Linked DNA regions of Mus musculus: region 2 is linked to region 1. Evidence: chromatin loops called from intact Hi-C (ENCODE). Cell type or tissue: heart. All regions are shown on one strand. Links, peaks and the distances in the headings refer to the core of each region. The heading gives the core; the rest is flanking DNA.

The links. Hi-C counts contacts between places; a loop is a spot of excess contacts. Peaks named below come from ENCODE experiments on the same cell type or tissue, not always from the same donor. Only the 100,000 strongest peaks of a DNase experiment are listed, where the experiment ranks them.
Region 2: a loop joins it to region 1, with 2.8 times the contacts of the local background. A loop is called at or near these places in 5 of 42 quality-filtered maps.

Annotation. Positions count from the first base shown.
Region 1 is chr1:97,878,131-97,888,773 of GRCm38, forward strand. It overlaps Pam (peptidylglycine alpha-amidating monooxygenase), which reads right to left. Exons shown (of 26, transcript NM_001357127.1): 13 at 7,472-7,656; 14 at 5,996-6,067. Among named protein-coding and RNA genes, the nearest start is that of Gm31771, 28 kb to the right of the region's middle. In heart, for the core only: a CTCF peak has its summit at 5,567 (motif pointing right); no DNase peak of the experiment used is centred there.
Region 2 is chr1:98,173,129-98,183,771 of GRCm38, forward strand. Gm29461 (predicted gene 29461) reads left to right here and starts at 520. Exons shown (of 4, transcript NR_151613.1): 1 at 520-611; 2 at 1,947-2,038. In heart, for the core only: a CTCF peak has its summit at 6,132 (motif pointing left); no DNase peak of the experiment used is centred there.

The DNA of each region.
Region 1 (10,643 bases), core at 1,208-9,207:
GGCATGGAAGGGAGAGGAAGGGGGAGGGGGGAGAAAGACCCCATGTTGTGGTTCACACCTGAAATCCTAGCACTCAGCAGGTGGAGGCTGGGGGATTACTGGTCTAGATCAGCATGTGCTACATATATTTCAGGCCATTCTGGAGCTACAGAATGACATCTGTCTGAAAAAAAAAACATGAAAGAGGCAAAATGGGGAAAAAAGAGAATAAAACAATAAATTTGCTATATGAGGTTTTTTTTTTTTTAAGTAAAAATAATTGGATAAAAAATCCTAACTGCCTTTAACATTCAGAGAATGTAAAATCTGGCTAAGGACCTCTGTAATTTTTTAGTATGTCAATGACCATTTATCAGAGGAGTCACTAGAGTTAATTATAAGTAGCTGACAGCTCCCAAGACTGCTCCATGATTTCTATGGTATACAAAGAGAATTTGTAGTTCATTGGCAATTTAAGCACTGACAAGATATGCCAAGTAACCAAGCAAATAATAACATGTTAGATATTTAATTAATGAGAAGGATATTTGGAATGGAAAAAGAAGGCATTTCTTTTATAAAGGTAGTTTAATATTTTGCTTTGTGATTCTGTCATACTGACTCCCTGTGGGTTAAATTTGATTTGGTTTATTGATTGTTTACTTGTGATTAACTCCCAATATTTATTCCCTAGCTGCACAGAAATAAACATGAGATCATGATGTCCAGCTCACAAGTAAAAGGAATCTTATTAAAGGAGATATTTGAGACATATCAAACAGGAGGCTTTTGTGATTTCTATGCATGCAGATCTATACGGGAAGGCACAGCCATGTGATAAATGATCATTCACATCTGACTATTTTGTTATTAGGGAACCAATTCCAAATAGCATTCAGTCAGCTTCCCAGAGGCTTGGAGGCATTTAGAATTGTATTTGATAGATGAGTTCAATAAATAAAGACTCGTGCATAGCTCATCAATCAAAACAAACCGATACATTTTAGCAAATGAGACCACATACAGGAGCTGTATTGTATTTAACATCGGGCCAAATGGTGTTGAGAGTTCTTGGAATCAGCTAAGATGATATTAAAATCACGTGTACTTTGTAAGGAGATCAAAGGAACGACTTATTCTGAACAAGGCAAAGAAATATACATTTCAGCCACCACATCTGGGTGCCTCTCAGTCCTACACACTTTATCAGATCTTTCTTCAGGAAGCTCTGCAGTCTAAAAGTCTGTCCGGCTTTTAACTTGCAACTCTGTTCCTTGATTTTTGCTTATTTGATAAAATGTGACAATGGTAATTCATTTTTTGTTAGCATGAAACCACTGCAGGACGATTCTGTGTCACAGGTGTCTGATGACCTTTAACTGGCTGGGGTCATGGTGTGCTTTCCCTCTACAAATTGTAGTTTTGTCAAACTCTCCCTGCCTTGGGATCACAGCGGCTCATTCTGGCCTTTGCGTGGGAGGATTGATTACATGAGGGCAAAGACTCCAATGACGAGAGTTTGAAGCAAACCGAATAAAACGTGTCTGCGGTCCTTTCTGCAGAAAAATACATGCTGTCCAGAGGAAAATGCATCATTGTGAAGAAGTGCTGGGACCGTACATCTGAGCTTTCATCTCTGTCTCAAGTGGTGGAAAGCAACGAGCCACACCACTACAAGCAACAGATATTTCTGAGTGACATCGTGTACTCTGAATTTTAAGGAGAGCAATACCGAATTCCAAAACTTCTAAATATACTTATATAGATTCTTGCTTGAGGCAGGTAAGCGTTCGTGCCTAAATAATGTTGACAGAAACCTTAGGCAGTACCTCTGGTACAGCAAACAACTGTAAGATGAACCAGGAAAACCTTAGAAAGCATGCATTAGATTTCCAAAAGTGTCAGCTGCGACATGTGAGAGGTCTCAGAGTGTGGGCACATCTGCTCGGAAGATCTCAACATTGCTTCCTTTCAGACAGCTGGCTAGTTCTCATTCCCTTAACCCACAGTCAGTGGAAGTGGATTCACACATCTGTAATGGCTCACTTTTAAATGTGTTGTATTTATTGCACCAGTTCACTTATTACTGTACTTACTCAATACAGGTAATCATTCACAGTTGATTGCATTCACATATGTATGCAATTCCTCATTTACGGTAATTTTAAGGTGTGGTGATATTTCTGTCTTCATGTATGGGGACACATGTAATTAATTTATTCACATGTAAGCTAATCTAGAGAGAAATAAGATATCTAAAAGCCAATGGGAGTATAATCTAATTATACAGCCATTAAAAATGACTTCTGTAGGTTGGGTATGCACCTTAGTAGTTAATACTTACCTAGCAATACCTGAGTTTGATTCTCAGAATTGAAGGATAATTCTGTCTTACCAAAAGATTTTATTATTTTAGGAAATATGCAAGATAAAATAGTTTTTAAAAGAATATAAAATTATATATATTGTAATCTAATATAAATATTGTCACTATAACATATATGAATATATATTTAAACTCTATGTGTAATATATATTTTACATACAGGCATGTCTTTGTAATACCAATATTTTGTTTATTTATAGTTTGTATAGTTTTCATCTATAATGAACATTATTTAAAAACTCAAAGTAACCATTATTAAAAAATAACCCTGTAGTCTTGTTAAGATGTTTTCAACTGTTGTGTTGTCTAAAACAATTTGAGGAGAAAAACCTTTATGTAAGAGCGACTCCTTGGTGTCTCAGAAATGACAGCGTTTGAGACAAAGCCTGCGGTACATCAGTAAAAGGCGCTGTGGAAAGCCAGTGTGCTAAGAATAAGCACACCAACCACACCACACAGCTTCACATGACTCAATGTCAACTGATTTTCAGTCAAGATTAATGTTCTGGGAGCAAAGTTAATAGTTACCATTTTTAGGGAAAAAGATTTCAAAGAAAAGAAACAAAGTATATGAACCCATGTTAAAAGGCTTGTTAAATTCAATCAGATTGGCTAATCTAGAAAACCTTCAAGCCCTAGGGATCTTTCTGTCTCCACACATTCAGTGCCAGGACTACAAATGCCCGCATGCCCGCACACCCACTTTCATGTGGGTGCTGGGATCTGAATTCAGATCTCCACTCATGTTTGCAATAGGAAGAACTTTACCCACTGAGCCATCTCCCCAGTCCCTGTAGCTAAATATATTTTTTACTTCAGTTAATAGAATATGAGCATTTTCCATGTATTTTATCTTAGTAAAGTTTATCCTTTTAAAAGACATACTGTTTACTACATATTATGTCCTTTCTCTGCCTATCAGCTTTCCAGTGAATGCTGCATACATACATTCCATATGGTGGTTTATGGGTAGATAGTATTATTACTAGTTTATGTATATGTGTGTACACATGTGTATATATCTGAGTATATTCTTGTGTACATACATTGGATCATCTATATTATTTGCATAAGAACCTGTATTTGGTGGTCAGTACAAGGCTTGCCTTCGCACACAGGTCCCTGATGTTATAGGTCATTGTTTTCTTGTTTCATGACTTGTTTCTTCTCCTTACCAGATTTGGAAACTTTCTGTGGAACTAATGTAGATGATATCTGTTGGTTTGTGGCTAGCACTGCAGAAATGATTTAGGTCTATTTTTTGTTGAAGGTTAAAACATTCAAAGAGTTAATGCAATTTGGGGGAATGCATGAGCACAAATTCAGCCTGAACAACAAAATAAAGTCATGGGTTAATTTTAAGGGTTTACTTTAAAACTTATGACACATGGAGTCATTTGTTTGAATAATTACAGTCCTCTTACTAGCTATTTGGTCAGCACAGCTTCCTGGGGAATGAAATAAATAGGTATTTTGTGCAAACAAATGTCTCTTTGAAGAATGGGCTGTTCTCTCATTAATGAGTAGATTTAGCCTGTGCACTGTAAAGAAATAGATTGATCTCATTAGTACATCAGATAGTCTGTGTGAATGCGCATATTTTCTGTGTCTTCACTTAAATATTCAGCCGATGGTCTCCAGTGACCAGCAGTGACCACAGAGACTACAGTGGCCATTGGCATGGCTCTGCAGGCCACTACTTCACAGAACACTGGAGGGGATAATGGATATACTCCTTCAACATGTGAGCACCAGAGCTTATTTTCTGCAGCTGACTCCGAGTAATATTTCTTTCCAAGTTATATTACTTTCCTTACAGTGTTTTTTGACTATAAGCAGAAGAATACACAGTAGGACAGTTCTTCTCTTGACTTCACAAGAGTCTGGGTCCATTTGGCAGCATATGGTGGTAAGGCATTTTAACGGACAACAGTGTGCATATTTGACACTCCCTAGATCCCGGTGATTAGAAATAAGATCGATTTGCTCATAAGGTCTTTAAGATTTTAGTATTGATCAACTAACTAATATCAAAAGGAAAGGACAATCCTGCCTCAGTTTACATATCTGCAAATGATGGTCATGTCCGACATATTTACATGTATGTTAGCTTTGGTGAATGAGTTTGAAGACTGCTCAAGTTATTTCAAAGACATAAACTCAAATTGTCCAGCGTCAAAATAATTAATTGTAGATCTGGACAAATTTCAGCATAGTTAGAGTAAACTCTGTAATACTATCTGTAATTAGGTGGTTATTCCTGAGTTGCTAACAAATAGATCAACAGAATCCATAAAGTTAGCTATTATTCCTTGTGTGTGTGTGTGTAGGGGGGAGTGATGGAAGGAGGCAGTGATTGGGATTAAAAACAACCAGACATACAGATTTTTTTTTTTAGGACAGTTATCTCCCTGGTTTTGAGTTAACACATAAATAGAAATATCTTAAACTTTATTTTCTTTTAATACTTTATTTTAATACAATATTTCCTTTTTGTATGTGTGTGTGTGATGTTTATGTATGTATGTGTGTTTGCATTTGTGTGTATGGGCACACATGTGTGCATGCCTCTGTGTGTGTGTGTAGGCTTGAGTTTAATGCAGGTATCCTCTTCAGTTGATCTCTATTTTATTTACTGATGTAAATTTTGGTGTTATTGTTGTTTGTTTGTTTTCTGAACTAAGAGCGCAGCCATTTGGCTACTCTCCATAGTCAGTTTGAGCAGGTGACCCCTTGTCTTGGATTTTCAAGCTCTGAGATTACAGACAGGCCACCATGTCTGGCTGCCTTCTTTGAAAGTGGTGGAGATGTGAACTCTGCCCTCAGGCTTATTCAACAAGCACCTTTCCCACTGAGCTATATTCTTGGTTCAAACTCCCCCACACCATGACTAGAAAACATCCATTTCTCTTTGTCTTAAACTGCCATGTCTCTGTATAAATATTAAGCTAATGTTTAGACGTGTATCATATTTAGGCAGCAATGACTTAATACTCTAATACCTGACACAAAACAGTATTTTCCAAAGAACTGGTAAGGGACTAAAATTCTGGAGTGGACTTTCTCACTGCCAGCGCATGTGGTTTATGGCGCTATAGCTTCGAATAGTCCTAATACACAGAACACAGGGAAAAGGATGCCATCTTAACTCGTCAGATGGCAATATAACAGGAGCCTATGAAGCCACAGCAGTAGTCCATCCTGTCCAGCTGAGGGCAGAGAAGAGGCAGGTTGAATTCTCAAGTTCTTTTGGCTTGAAACTCTCATATCGTTAATAACCTAAGAGTTTAAATGGAGACGTTCACTAGATTTCAGAAGCAGTGTGATGCTTGTTTCTCACGGTTTAATTTGCAATTCTACAAACTGTATGGAAAAACTGCAATAGCAAACAAACTGAAGCAAAGGCAGAAAAAAAGCCAAATGGGACTCAATTACACTAGTGAATCTTGCTTTTATGGTTAAGTGTGATAAATGGCCACTTATTTATAAATTAATTATGTACCATATAAGAACAGTGAAGATATGGTCTGAGGCTGAAATAGTGACCTAAACTATCTTATCCCGTCATAACTTGGCTGCCTATTTGGATAAGGAATCCTTTATGGGCTAGTTAGAGAGGTAGGAGCTTACCCTGCTCGAAGGCTTCCTCCTCTCCCTGCTTTGGCTGCTGTATTAAAGCACTCTTTTCTTTGTTTTCTGTTTCTGTAAAGATCAAAGAAGTTGATCATGAACTATCAGAATATAGTACAGACTTTACTAGTTTACTGGGATTCTACCATCAAAACAATAGTTTTAGCATTATTCAGGACCTTATGTTCATTACACTGGTTACTCTCATTCTCCATCTCCCACCCACAGCACAACCATCCGTCTTGTTACATAACCCACGCCAAATAATCTTTTTTTAGTAACACATAAATTACATTTAAAAATGTTTCAACAAAGTACTCATATTTATTTTTAAAATCTACATAACCATATTTAAGGCATTTAAAAAATATAAACTTCTATTCTCTAAATATATTAGCATCATAGTCAACAACCTGATTACCAGTCGCTGTGGCATTTCATGGTGAAATTTACAAAACTCCGTAAAGCCTGAGCCAACTTCATGCTGTATCAGTGTGAAACTACAGGAATGACAGTCAAGTGTGACCATTCTGCAGATGAGCAAAAAGCTAAAGCACGGACGTAAAAATCAAACCTCAAGAGCAAAGGCAAGGAATGCCAAGAATTATCTTTCACTTGAAAAGGCACACTATGCGGATATGGCTGCAGACATAACCATCTGGAGTGTGCTACAATTTATAAGTCATGGATGTCATTTCCGCCTAAGGAATGAGTGAGGTAAGAAAAGTACAAACAAACAGGAATTATATGAAGAAAGACTTACATTGGTGGGATTGGTCACAAAACTAACAGTCTTTTTGTCACTCGCTGGGATTTGATGTGTATGTGTGTGTGTTTGTGTATGCATGAATTTGTTTATCCATGTGGGTGCTTGCTTGCATATTTGCTACATTTGTGTAAGTGGTATACACATACATATATGTGTGTGCATGAGTTGAGTGTCTATTTGTACGTGAAAACTGTGTGTGTATTATGCACTGTAAATGCGTGCATATATTTGTGTGTGTGTGTATGTTGATGTTTTTACACATGAGTGTGCATGTTTGTGGAGGCAAGATGTCAATGCTGGATGTTCAGACAGCGTCTTTTATTGAATCAGGAGCTCACTCACGGATTGGGTTGTGCTGGGTAGTCAGGAGCGCATTGGAACCTGCCTTTCTCTGTCTTCCTACTGTGGGATTACAGATGTGCACCACTGTGTCTCGCTTTTGTACACTAGTGATGGGGATCTGAGCCCAGGGCATCATGATTTAGTGCCAAGCACTGTATCAACTGAGCCTTCTTTTACTGTTTTGATGGAAAAATGTCAGGGAGTGGAGATTGTATATGAAAGAGAGGGAAGAAATATATGTGTGCATATGTGATTGGTTAAGGAAGCTAAAACATAATTGATTAATCATGTAGTTATGGGAGACACAAAAAGGCAAATACAGAGCAGAAAACCATCTGGTACTCTGAGTTAAACATCCAACTCACCTTTGTGATGCCCATGGATCATAACCATGTCGGATTTTACAGGAATTGGAATATTGGCCTCTTCTGGGATAGTTCTGAACATATCTGGAGCCACATTCTGTGTACAGGTCATGAAGGAAACTGCATGCTTGGCTTCCATGTAATACATAATGTACAAGTTGCACATTTCATCACTAGATGTGCCGCTGTAGGGAGAGGAAAGTAGACAGGACATCGAAAGTGCTCGTAGCAAACCCTTCCTTAATGCAAGAAATTGCACCCTGTAAGTCTGCCCATAGTGGACTCAGTAGAGAAGAACTGCATCTAGTTTATATTTCTCATTAAAACCTATCACAGTCTCCAACATCAAAGATGTATTTCCATCCAACACTGAAGTATTGGTGTCTGGTTATTCTGTGGACATCACCCAGGATCACAGATAAAAAAATGATACTTAAGTAGTTCAGAGATACAGGTTTCCCCATTAATCCTTTTGTTCTTTATTTACCTACTGTGTTATAAAACCTACACATAAATAATTCCATTTTTAAAATTACAGCATTTGCTTAGTGATGGCGTGATGGTTTGTTCCAGTTACCAACTTGGAACAATTTAGAATCATCTGGTGTTCCAGTTTCATCTCTGTTGCTCTCAAGAGAACTCCCTGACCAAAAGCTGAAAAGGGGAGGAGATGGTATATTTCAGCTTACAGGTTATAGGATGTATATTTCAGCTTACAGGTTATAGGATGTCAGGTCAGAAGCTCCAGGAGGAACTTAAAACAGACATGATGCAGGGGCACTAGCTGGTGTCTCAAGCTTAGCTTTCTTATAAGCTCAGGGCCACCAGCTTAGATTTAGTGTCCTGTACAGTATGCTGGACTCTTCTGCATCAACTAGGAATGAAGACAATTTCCTAAAGGCAAGACACGAGACTAATCAGATCTGGGTGATCATTCAGTTGAGTCTCCACTCTGAGATGACTGTAGCCTGTGCCATGGGGATACTAAGAGCTGTAGGCCATCTGAGAAAGGTGTTTCAGTGAGAATGATCTAGATGAGATTCACCTGTCAGCTTGGCTGTGAGTGACTGGTTGATTTCTTTAATTGATGTGGGAAGAACTGGTCTAATAGTGGTGGCACCATTCCCTGGGGTCCGGTCCTAGGTGTGCGGAGCCCAGATGCATGCACGATGCATGCATCTTTGCTCTTGACTATGGATGTCACAACTGCTTTGATTTCCAACTGCCCTTCCTTCTCTGAAAAGATGGTCTGTAACTTTCAATTATGAGCTAATGAACCCTTTCTTCCCTAAGCTGTTGTTTTTTTTTTTAAACCAGGGTATATTATCAATCTATCAGTATCAAAAGGAGGACAGATGGTAAAATTTAATATACGCTAATAGGAATCTCATGTATTACGTATAAGCACACTTACTGCCCAGAGCCTAGAAACTTGTTTGGGATTCCCTGCCTTCTTTTTATAGTCATGTGACTCCTAAAGCATCATAAGTATATCCCTGATATCTGACAGTGGGACTGGAGCTAGGTAGTAAGGAACAGAAGAATGGTGAGCATTCTTCTACTCTGAGATGACTATAGCCAGTGAATATGAGTGAATATTCCCAGTGAATATGAGTAACCTTTTCTAAGGAATACACATCCTACCCAGGTAGTACTGTACAGCTGACAGATAACGCTAAGTATAGATGTTTAAAACAGTGAAACAGCTGGTTCCAAGAAAACAGTTCCAGGTAATAGGAATAACACCAGATCCTTTACAAAGCATGTTTTCCTTCTCACTCAACACAGACTACCAGGTATCTAAGTCTCTCTGTGGTAATTAAGGCTTTCTATCCACCCACTTGAGAAGGCTTGCATAGCAAGTTAATTCTGGATAAAGAACATTCCCTTTCGGTTATTAGTTGTAACCATTTTTAGCAAGCCTAATCAAAAAAGCAGCCTTCTAACGTAGACTGTTTGCTCTGGAGAAATTCATCAGGGTTAGTTTTTCCAGCAGCGTCATGAAGCAATCAATTCTTTTCCATAGCAACATAGATGACATCAGCAAGAAAAGGGAAAAAAATATTTTCCAAATCAGATGTGATTCCTGTAAGCTGTGAAAATGTGTGGTTCCCGTGAGACCTCGGGAATGAGCTCTCGCAATGAGGACAAGTTCTGCGGATGCTTCGGAAATCATTTGGCTTCTTACTGCAAATCTGATATATGTCATTTTAACAGCCTTTTCCACGCAATAAAAGCAAATCGTGAAGTGAAGCAACCCCAAGCCAACACCTGCTCACTGTGTATTTCTTCATGGTGTCAAAACACCATCCAAAATTATCTTTGAACAGTTTTAGAGCTGGTCAGAAAATTATGTGCTCTGAGAGGAATGGGTGGTGGCATAAGAAAAGGACATGGAAGAAGGGAGCTTCTTTTGGTTTTAGCCTGCATGCTCTCTCTTGTAGGCAGGTTCATCTATGATTCTGTCACTGGTATTAGAGACTATTCTTTGAGAGTCAAAGGGATACGGAGAACAAACAGAAACATCCAGCCTTGTAGCATGAACATCTCTCACTTTCTTGGACTTTTCATCAGCAGACAGACATTGGTGGACTAGACAGACCACAGTCTGTAAGCCTTTGCAATAAATTCCCTTTCAATATACATAGATTCATTCTACCAGTTTGATTCCTCTAGAGAACTCTGACTAATATAAGACCCATAACCCCTAGTGAAATGGACACAAATCTCCCAACAACATCAACCTACCAACCAACCAAAGAAACAAAAGCCAGAGCCAGGTGGATCCAGAAGAGAATTCTGTAAGACCTTCACAGCAAAGTAATGCTAATATTCCTCAATATTCCACAAAATGAAAATTGAAGGCATATTGCCTAATTCTTTTTATGAAGCCACTATTATCCTGATGACAAAACCACACAAAGAGGCAACTAAAATAATCAATCATATTTGCTAATATTTGTTATGAAAATAAATGTAAAAATTCTCAATAAAATACATATAAATCAAATTCTACGCATCAAAATGATTATCCACTATGATCAAGTTGGCTTTAACCCAGAGATATAGGGATGGTTTAACACAGGTAAATCTATAAATGTAATCCACCATATAAACATACTGAAACAAACAAAAATGCACTGTTATTAGATGCAGAAAAGACCTATGATAA
Region 2 (10,643 bases), core at 1,852-9,851, 300 kb after region 1:
CTTGGAACCCAAACTGTATATGCCTCAGTACAGGGGAATGCCAGGGCCAAAAGGTGAAAGCGGGTGGGTAGGGGAGTGGGGGGGAGGGGATGGGGGACTTTTTGGATAGCATTGGACATGTAAATGAGGAAAATACCTAATAAAAAATATTAGAAAAGAAAAAAACCCCTAGAAAACCTACTTAAAGTCACGTGGGGAGACAAGAGAGAATCTATTCTTGAAGAGAAAGTGGAAAAGGTGAAGTGGATCAATTTATGCTCATATCTCATAGTCAGCATCCTCATTTCCTTCTTAAAGGGCAAAGGGAACCCTGCTGGATAGTTTTGTGTCAACTTGACACAAGCTAAAGCCATCTGAGAGGAGAGAACTTCAATTAAGAAAATGCTTCATAAGTTCAGATAAGCAGACCTGCAGGACATTTTCTTAATTAATGATTGATAGAGGAGGGATCAGCCTATTGTGAGTGGTGCCACCCTTGGGTTGGTGGTCCGGGACTCTGAAAGAAAGCAGCTTGAACAAGCCATGAGGAGCAACCAGTAAGCAGGATTTGTCCAACCCCCACAGTAGGACAAATGAGTGAGATGCAATCATTTGAAGTGATGAAACAAAAGGTGAGTGTTCGAGCAACTTGTTCTTATTCCAAACTACATTTCCCTACAAAATGTTTGAATTTGGCCTTTTGCACATTAAGAATTTGGCTTATTGGTAATTATTCTGTTACCTCATATTTAGAAAACCTAGTATTATGAATAAAACTAATTCGAGGCTGCAGAGCAAACATGGCTGTTCAAATACTTTTAAAATAATACCCTTTAGGACATATTTACTCCCATGGGTTTAAAAATTTGTCTCGATGAACTAAACAACAATAATTTGACAGTGACGCCATTATAAATCATGCACTTTAGTGTAATTCCCAGAGCTAGAGAAGCCAGGCCACTGTGATTGAAGCAGTGGATTGAATCTCTGCTGCCAGATGGCTGTTGAAATATAATGGGCTTATAGCTGTCAGCCACAGCTTGAGGCTTGAATGCAAAGGGTAAGCTAGCTTTTCAGTGATGGAAAATGGAAAGGTGGGTGGATACTTAAAATATTTGCATTGTTTTTTATTGGCTCATGAAGGGTAAAGGAAAATGTTATTCATGCATATTCTGCCTGGGATACTATTTTAGGGAAGGTTTGTACACATACGCCACACATCAGGATGCTATTGCTAGTTTTTGTATACACTGTCTTTGAAAAGAACCAGATCAGAATTCTTGAGCTGTTCACCCGGCTTTGTTCTGGTAGTTCATGAGAAACACACCCAATGAGAAAAGATTTCCATGACTTCCCCAGCTTTTTTAGTATGAGGTTTCTAAATTTTCTCTAATCACTGACCTCATTTTTCTGGTTACGCTGTATGTCACAATTGGTTTGGGGCAAAATTCCTTCAAATTTTCTATTCTGTGCCAGAATAGCCTTGAAACAATATAATTCTTGACGGGATGAAGCTGTTTCCGTGTTTCTGTAAGTTCTGTTAGAGAACGCATCTGGAGCCATTCAACCATGTGCAGTGTTTTAAAACGCCAGAATGAGGGTATCAGAAGAGCCCCTTGAGGAAGGAGAGATGACGTTTGCTGTGCTCTGCTAATATCAATTCCGGAAGAATATGTCTGGCAACACATTTATCCTGATAAACATGATGATAGGGAACAGTTTGTTTAAGCATCGGCTGAATGTATTTACTGATACATCTGTATATAGGCTGTCAGGCTGCATAAAAGAGGCCATAACAGAATACAGTTGCAGGCAGTGAGTTATATAATGAGATCAATCCAGTGAGAATCTGGCATCCAGACGCAGTTTTACTGACAGCGTGAAGAGTCAGCTTATCCACCCAAGTTAGGGATACATATATTTCCTTTTGGTCACTGTTCATGAAATCACATTGTTATCTCCTTCAGCTGTTCAATGAGCCTCTGGAGAGATGAAAGGCAAAAGAGAAAGGCCTCCGGCTAAAGACTTCATGGCTGGGAAACCCACAATTTTTATGCAGGTAAATTTCCTAAATAGAAGAGTACCACAGAATCTTAGGCCATTTGGAAATAAATATGCTGTTCCAACCCTGTGATATTTGCAAAACCCTATAGTATTGTAGCTCTCTTACTCATAAATATAGGATAGTAGTCTTTTAAAAGGCCTAGAAAAAAATCATCCCAATGAAGGTAATATTGAAAACTAGTGACGCAGGGATTACTGAAGTCAAAGTGAGTAGGTTTTCAATCACTTTAGTTTCACAAATTGACACTATTAAGGTTAATATATAGATGCCTGCCAGCACAGTTACCATTAAGAACCTATCAGTATTTCCATTATAAATCCCATTTTTCAGGGGTTAATAACTTGGTCATAAAAATTCACTGCAGGCTGAAATCAAGTCTTGAAAGGAAATAATTTTCCTTAATCCCAGCACAAGAGCTTGCTCATGTTCCAGAGACTAAGATGGCCTGATGTCAGCAGACATAGATTATGTGTATTGGAGTGTTCCAAAGAAACAAAATCAATAGGGTATATAGAAATATATATGAGGATATTCATTATGAATTTACTTCTAGATTCTGAAGGCTACATATTATATCTGCTGAAAGGGGGCCAGAAAAACCAACAATATAGTTTCAGTTCCAACTTCATACCTTAGACCAAGAGGAGAAAATGGGGACTGAATTTGGGTACTGAGAACCAGGAGCATGGATGCCCACAGCAAGGAATGGCAGATACTCTAGTTTAAGCAGGGAAGGGGACCTTCACCGTTTTCTCTAATTTTGGCCTCTAGGAATTAGATGACACCTTATCCACACTGGTTAGTGTGAACTCTGTAACTCAGTCTACCAACTCAAATGCTGATTATCTGTCTGGAATACCCTCAGAGATATATGCAGATACTTAGTTTTACCAGATAACCTGGCATCTTTAAGCCTGGTCAAGTTGACACTGAATGTTCATCATCAGATGCACAAACTCTTATCTAAAAATGTAGCACCAATCCTGCTCCTGTCGGGCATGGCAAGCATTATATCTGCTGTCATTTGTTTCTTGGTGTTTTCTTTTTATTATTTTTCTTTCCCTCTTTCTCATATTCCATTTTTTCTCTCTGTGTTTCTCAAATTCATTATTTTTTTTCCTGCATCATCATCTGGAGTGAAACTCACTTCTTCCCACATAATAAACATTTGAATATTTCTAAGTGGAGAAAAAGCAAACACTTCTATGTGTAAGGTCAAAGCTGTGTGTATGACTACATGGATATGCTTATTTTCCCTCTGTTACGATAATCTGTGCAACACGAAACTATAAATAGAAACACTGTGTGGTTATTTCTATATGTCAGTAAAGCTATAAGGTATAGTTCCAGTGTGGAAGCTGATTAAATTATATTCTTTTTTAGTAGCCAGAAGAATACTACAGACTTGTTCGATATTTACCATATCCACACTAAGCATTATAGTCTGCTTCCTGTTGCTGTGATAAACACCATGACCAAAAGCAACTCGGAGAGGAAAGGGGTTTATTTCAGCTTACAGGTTAGATGCTATGGTCAAGAGAACCCAAGGAAGAAACTCAAAGAAAAAGATTTAAAGTAACCAAGAAGGAAGGTTGCTTACTTGCGTTCTCCCTCTGACTTATTCTACTTCCTGTTGTATATGGCCCAGGCTTCCTGCTAGGGGAAGCACTACTCACAGTAGACTGCGGCCTTCTCTGTTGTCAATTAGCAATTAAGAGAATGCCTCACTGATTTGGTGGCAGGCCAATCTTAGATGGACAATTCTTCGGGTGACGTTCCCTTTTTCGAGGTGACTCTAGGTTTGTGTCAAGTTGGCAATTGAAGATAAGTATGTCAATAACTGTGGAATTATACTCATATGTAGATAGATAGATAGATAGATAGATAGATAGATAGATACATACATACATACATACATACATACATGTTGTATATTGTGATGGTTTATATATGCTTGGGCCAGGAAGTGGCACTATCAGGAGGTGTGGCCTTGTTGGAGTAGGTGTGTCACTATGGGTGTGGGATTAAATTCTCTAGTCCTTGCTGCTTGGAAGCCAGTACTCTGCTAGAAGCCTTCAAATGAAGATGTACAACTCTCAGCTCTACCTGTATCACACCTGCCTGGATACTGCTATGTTTCTGCCTTGATGATAATGGACTAAACCTCTGAACTTGTAAGTCAGCCCCAAGCATATAGAAACCATCATGTATGTCAACTCCTAGACATAGAAAGAATTTTAGGAGTACTTTTTCTTTTAAAATAAATCTTAAATTAAAATAGAATAACACCACATTCCCCTTCCCCATCCTTCATCCATATCAACCCCTCCTATGCCTTTTTACTTTCAAATTAGTAGTTTCTTTTCTTTTTGATTATTATTGTTACATAAATATGTATGTGTATACAAAGATATAGAAATTCAACCTATGGAGCCCATTTTTGTTGCCTGTGTGCATATGGTTTCAGGACTGACCACCACGTATTGGATAATCAGTAACAGGGCTCATCCCTGGGAGAAGCTAATTCTTGCTCTCCTAGAAGGTTCTCATCTGAAGGTGGAACTCCATGCTACATTTCCTTTATGACATTAATATTATTTATTAATATTGCCACTGTCCTGGTCTTGTTTATGCAGCCATTTCTAAAAGAGACGGTTTTACAGCCACGTACTGGTATTCTAGCTCTCAGGATCTTTCTCCCCTTTCTCCTGTGTTGTTCCCATGCAAGAATTTATATGATTAAAAATTGCATTACCGCCGGGTGTGGGGGCCCATGCCTTTAATCCCAGCACTTGGGAGGCAGAGGCAGGTGGATTTCTGCGTTCGAGGCCAACCTGGTCTACAAATTGAGTTCCAGGACAACCAGGGCTGTACAGAGAAACCCTGTTTCGAAAAAACAAAACAAAACAAAACAAAAAATTGCATTACCTACAACATTTAAAATAAAGTCCAATATTTTAAAGAGTTCATTGAGAATATTTTGGTGGGTAAAGGCTATTTTACTTTTTAACCGATTTTCTTTTCTTTTCTTTTCTTTTCTTTTCTTTTCTTTTCTTTCCTTTTCTTGTCTTCTTCTGCAATTTTTCAGTACTTAAAGTTCTACTTCTGTGTTTGCTGTGTGAGAGGGAGTGTCAACCTCTGCATCATTGATTAGTAAACTTACTAGTCAAAGTATTAGGGAGCTGCTTTTCAGGAGAGCTTATATAGACTGAATGAAAGAGAGAGATATTTTTCACTGTGAGAAAGGAGAGCAGAACAACCTGAATCACTGTGGGACATTTCAGTGAGTTCCTTGGACAATTAGGGATTGATGCCACATGTCTTCGGGAGCATACACGTTCTAAGTTCTTCCTTCATCTTCCTATTGGTGTGCTGAAGGTTTTGAATTATGTATCCTATGTGTGTGGTGCGCTGTGGGGGGGGGGGGGCGGGGACGCGCATGCTTGCGCGCGTACGTGTGCAGAAGTAGATGTTGCGTGTCTTTCTCCGTTACTCTCCACCTTATGCTTCGAGATAGGAGCTCTCACTGAACACTGAGCTCACTTATTCTGCTAAGTGACTCACCCTCAGCTCTAGGGTTTCTCTTGTCTCTGCCTTTCCAGGCCTGGGATCACAGGTATTTTTTTCTGCAGGGATTGGAGTTTAACCCTTGTGCTTGTACAGCAAGGACTTTGTGACACCTCCTAGCCTGTGACCTGTGCATTGCTGGCATCTCCTAGTACTTAGTCATAACTTAGGATTTCCTTTTTGAGATGGCCTAGTCGGCCATCACTGGAAAGAGAGGCCCATTGGACACACAAACTTTATATGCCTCAGTACAGGGGAACGCCAGGGCCAAAAACATGGGAATGGGTGGGTAGGGAAGTGGGTGGGGGGAGGGTATGGGGGACTTTTGGGATAGCATTGGAAATGTAATTGAGAAAAATACATAATAAAAATATTAAAAATTTAAAAAAAAGATTTCCTTTTTGGCCTGTGTGATATAGCCATACTTAGTGTTGGTCTGATAGTTTACTTTCTAGCTACCCCTCCCATGTTCCTCAAGGGGCAGTTAGTGAGGTATCCAATGTGCCATGCTGCCCCCTACTGGTAAGAGAGGCTGTTACAATTGGGGCACAACCTCAGATTGTTAACATTATCTACATTTGAGCTTATGAGAACTTGCCATGAATTCCTTTTTAATACAAAATAAATAGTGTGCAATAATTCTTTTACCTTACCATTTAGTTTGGGTTTTGAAATTCTTCCGTTTGTTTTCCTTCGAGAATTTATAAGGCGTAGCTTCATTTTCTCATGGTCTTTCTCTAAAAGCACAAAACACATTTTCCTACCCATGGTTTTTAGAAGAATTGTGGCAACATTTTCTTTCTCTTTACACTTACACTAAGAAAAAATTGATTCTTTATGGTTTCAAACACGAGATTTTTGTCTCTAAATTGAAAACATATTAAGTGTACGTGTGTGTGATAACTAGAGTATTGGTTCTCACTCTTTTGAAGGCTAGCCATGACAGATTAGGGCTCTACTGGTTGGTTTCTGATAATGCTTGTCTTTCTGCTTTTCAGATTTTCTCACATGATGACATGGTGGGAGGCGAGGAGAGGAGAGGAGAGGAGAGGGGAGAGAGAGGGAGAGAGGGAGAGAGAGAGAGAGAGAGAGAGAGAGAGAGAGAGAGAGAGAGAAATATTTCTTTGTCTTTTCCAGTTATAAGAACATCAGCCCTGTTGGCATTGAGCCCCAACCTTATTACTCCATTTACATCTTGTCACCTTCCTTTGGTCTCTATCTCCAAATAAAATCATGGCAGAGATCAGAGCTCTTCAGGAACACAACATCTTATCTGTAATGGAAATAATAATATGCACATTTCAATAATCTTAGTTTTTTCAATTACCTGCTTGAACTATTCTTTTTAGAAGCCTAGATACATTGGGTTAAAATTAATCTGACACTAATATTAGAATGATAAGGTATGGTCAAAACACAGCTGAGAAAATCGATCTAAATCCCAATGGATGGATGGGTAGATAAATAGATAGATATTAATATGCTATTTTTCATTACAAAACAAGTTGTAGGGTGTAGCCAGAGAAAGCCCCTAAGAAGAATTTGTGTTTAGTCTCCTCCTGAAAGGTGTTCAGGTTTTTACAAACTTTAGAGTGTAAGGTGAAGAATAGTTTACCACCAGGGAGACACAGACTTACATAAAACATGCATTACAGTTTAAGGAGCTGAGCCCGTGTGTCAGAGAGGACATTTAAAGATTTTCTACAACCAAGTGCTATTGTTCAGTATTCCCTAAGTATCCACAGAATGCTGGTCTAGAATACAGAGCACACGTGTGGCCTTTGTTCTTTCTAAGTCTGCAATCAAAGACTGAAAGTGCTTAGGTCTGACAGCTTGGCACTTTCAGAATTTCCCTAAATCACATCGTACTTTTCCAGTGGGCTGTCATGCTGACTAAAGCAGTGGGTTATGCGATTTGGGCTGAAGCCGCCACAAACAGGCATTGATGTGCAGTTGAAACAAAAGCAAAACAAAACTCTCCCTCCCTTTGTTTCGTTCTTTCTTTGAATGCCTGGTGGGGACAGAATAATTTCAGAGCATCTGCTGGAGCCTCTAGCCATTGCAGAGTATAAGGTGTTAGAAACAACCGATTTGAAATCTGTGATATCAAATACTTTTTGTTGCTTTCTTTGAGTTTCCTTAAACAATTTCTTCCTTCCTTCCTTCCTTCCTTCCTTCCTTTCTTTCTTTCTTTCTTTCTTTCTTTCTTTCTTTCTTTCTTTCTTTCTTTCTTTCTTTCTCTCTCTCTCTCTTTTCTTTCTTCCTTCCATCCTTTCTTTCTATCTCTCTTTTTTCTTTCTTTCTTACTCCCTCTCTCTTTCTTTTTTCTTTCTCCCTCTCTCTCTTTCTTTTTTCTTTCTCCCTCCCTCCCTCCCTCTCTTTCTTTCTTTCTTTCTTTCTTTCTTTCTTTCTTTCTTTCTTTCTTTCTTTCTTTCTTTCTTCCTCTACTTCCTTCCTTCTTTCCTCCCTCCCTCTCTCTCTCCTTCCTTCCTTTCTTCCTTTGTTCCTTATTTCCTTCCTTCCTTTCCTCTTTCCTTTCTATTTCCTTTCTTCATTTAAACTGTGGTGAAAGCAGACCTAGAAACACAATTTCATAGTTATGGGTATGAATGTTAAAGACACGGCTCTCCCTATACATAATCTCATCCCACCCCGTGAAGTGGCCATGTTCCTAATGATACCATGTCCAGTTATATAAATGTCCTGCTTTGATGAATGTCCCTATGCCCTCAAGTGAAACTGGGATCCATACCATCATCACATGAAAGATACACAGCTATAAGCCTATCCTTTAGGAGCCTGAATCAGAAGGATTGCCTGGAGTTTGAAGCGAGTCTGGAAAACAGAGTGAGTTACAGACACACCTGGACTCTAGAGTGATACCTGTGTCTAAAATGATAATAATGTGACTGCAATGCATTCATATAAGAGAATATGATCATATATTTCTCTTTTTTGTGCAGTTTCTGGTCCAAAAGGGGAAAAAGTATAGCTGTTGAATGTGTCTTTATCTTTTATCTAGAGATAATTTTTTTCCCTTGATGATCTGTTTGGAGCTTGAGTGGACTCTTCTGCACTTCCTCTTGAGCTCTCTCCACCACACTCTCCCATCAATCACAAGAAAATGTGCCTGTTCCTAGTCCTCAGAAACCTGGTATTAATAAAGTGTGGTGTTATCTCTACTCAGGGGATGCATGGTTTTGGATTTATGTATAATTATAGAATAAAGTCTTTATTTCTTTTTTTAAAAGAAACATTAAACATGAGCATAGAAAACAACTGCTTTCAAAGTCAGAGGGACTTTCCATTGCTGTTGAAATCATGGAGAAGACCACTTATCTTCTTTGAGAAGATTAGTATTCAAACTGTTTATGTAACTTTAGAAGTAGAACTATAAGAAAAGAATGTGTCTGTATAGTATTTAGGAGGTCAAAACGGTCAAACTAACATTTCCTGGTAGTTTCTTATATGTCAGGCAGCATGAAAGTGCTTTTACATTTCCTTAGCTCATGCTAAACTTGCCAGCAATGCTATTTACCATATAAGAAATAAAGCCTTAGAGGGTATACTGACTAGGTTTGTGTCAACTTGACACAGGCTGGTGTTATCACAAGAAAGGAGCTTCAGTTGGGGAAATGCCTCCGATAGATCCAGCTGTAAGACGTTTTCTCAGTTAGTGATCAAGGGGGGAGGTCCCCTTGTGGGTGCTGCCATCTCTGGGCTGGTAGTCTTGGTTCTATAAGAGAGTAGGCTGAGCAAGCCAGGGGAAGCAAGCCAGTAAGGAACATCCCTCCATGGCCTCTGCATTAGCTCCTGCTTTCTGACCTGCTTGAGTTTCAGTCCTGACTTCCCTTGATGATGAACAGCAGTATGGAAGTGAACACTGAATAAACCCTTTCCTCCCCAATTTGTTTCGTGGTCATGATGTTTGTGCAGGAATAGAAACCCTGACTAAGACAGAGGGTAAAGATCTCCAAAACCCTCTTAGCTAGCAAATGACGAAGACTGGTCTCTCTGACTTGAGTGTTTATCACATTGTACAGTGCTGAGAGCAGTTGTCAACATGCATTTGGAGGTCTGATTGCATCTATTCTATTCAAAACTTGCTATGAACATTCTGAATTAAAGTGTCCACCTCATGAGTGCTTTGTAACTTTGTTGGGTTTTAGAAAGTAGAATGAAGATAGATCGCCTTTAGAAATATCTTTTTTTTGTTTTGTTTTAATTTTTTTTAATTTTTATTTTTTTAAATATTTTTTATTACATATTTTCCTCAATTACATTTCCAATGCTATCACAAAAGTCCCCCATACCCCCCCCCCTTCCCTACCCGCCCATTCCCATTTTTTTGGCCCTGGCGTTCCCCTGTACTGGGGCATATACAGTTTGTGTGTCCAATGGGCCTCTCTTTCCAGTGATGGCCGACTAGGCCATCTTTTGATACATATGCAGCTAGAGTCAAGAGCTCCGGGGTACTGGTTAGTTCATAATGTTGTTCCACCTATAGGGTTGCATATGGACCTGGAGGGCATCATCCTGAGTGAGGTAACACATTCACAAAGGAACTCACACAATATGTACTCACTGATAAGTGGATATTAGCCCAAAACCTAGGATACCCAAGATATAAGATACAATTTGCTAAACACATGAAACTCAAGAAGAATGAAGACTGAAGTGTAGACACTATGCCCCTCCTTAGAATTGGGAACAAAACACCCATGGAAGGAGTTACAGAGACAAAGTTTGGAGCTGAGACGACAGAATGGACCATCTAGAGACTGCCATATCCAGGGATCCACCCCATAATCAGCTTCCAAACGCAGACACCATTGCATACACTAGCAAGATTTTATCAAAAGGACCCAGATGTAGCTGTCTCTTGTGAGACTAGAAATATCTTTATTCATGAATGTGTTCAAAATGTTCAGTATAAGGGATGAAAAGGTTATTAGAGCAGAAAGGATATCTAAGAACTGCCTCACACCTAGCTGGCATATGTTACTCTTCAACTAGCTTCTGAATATGAACA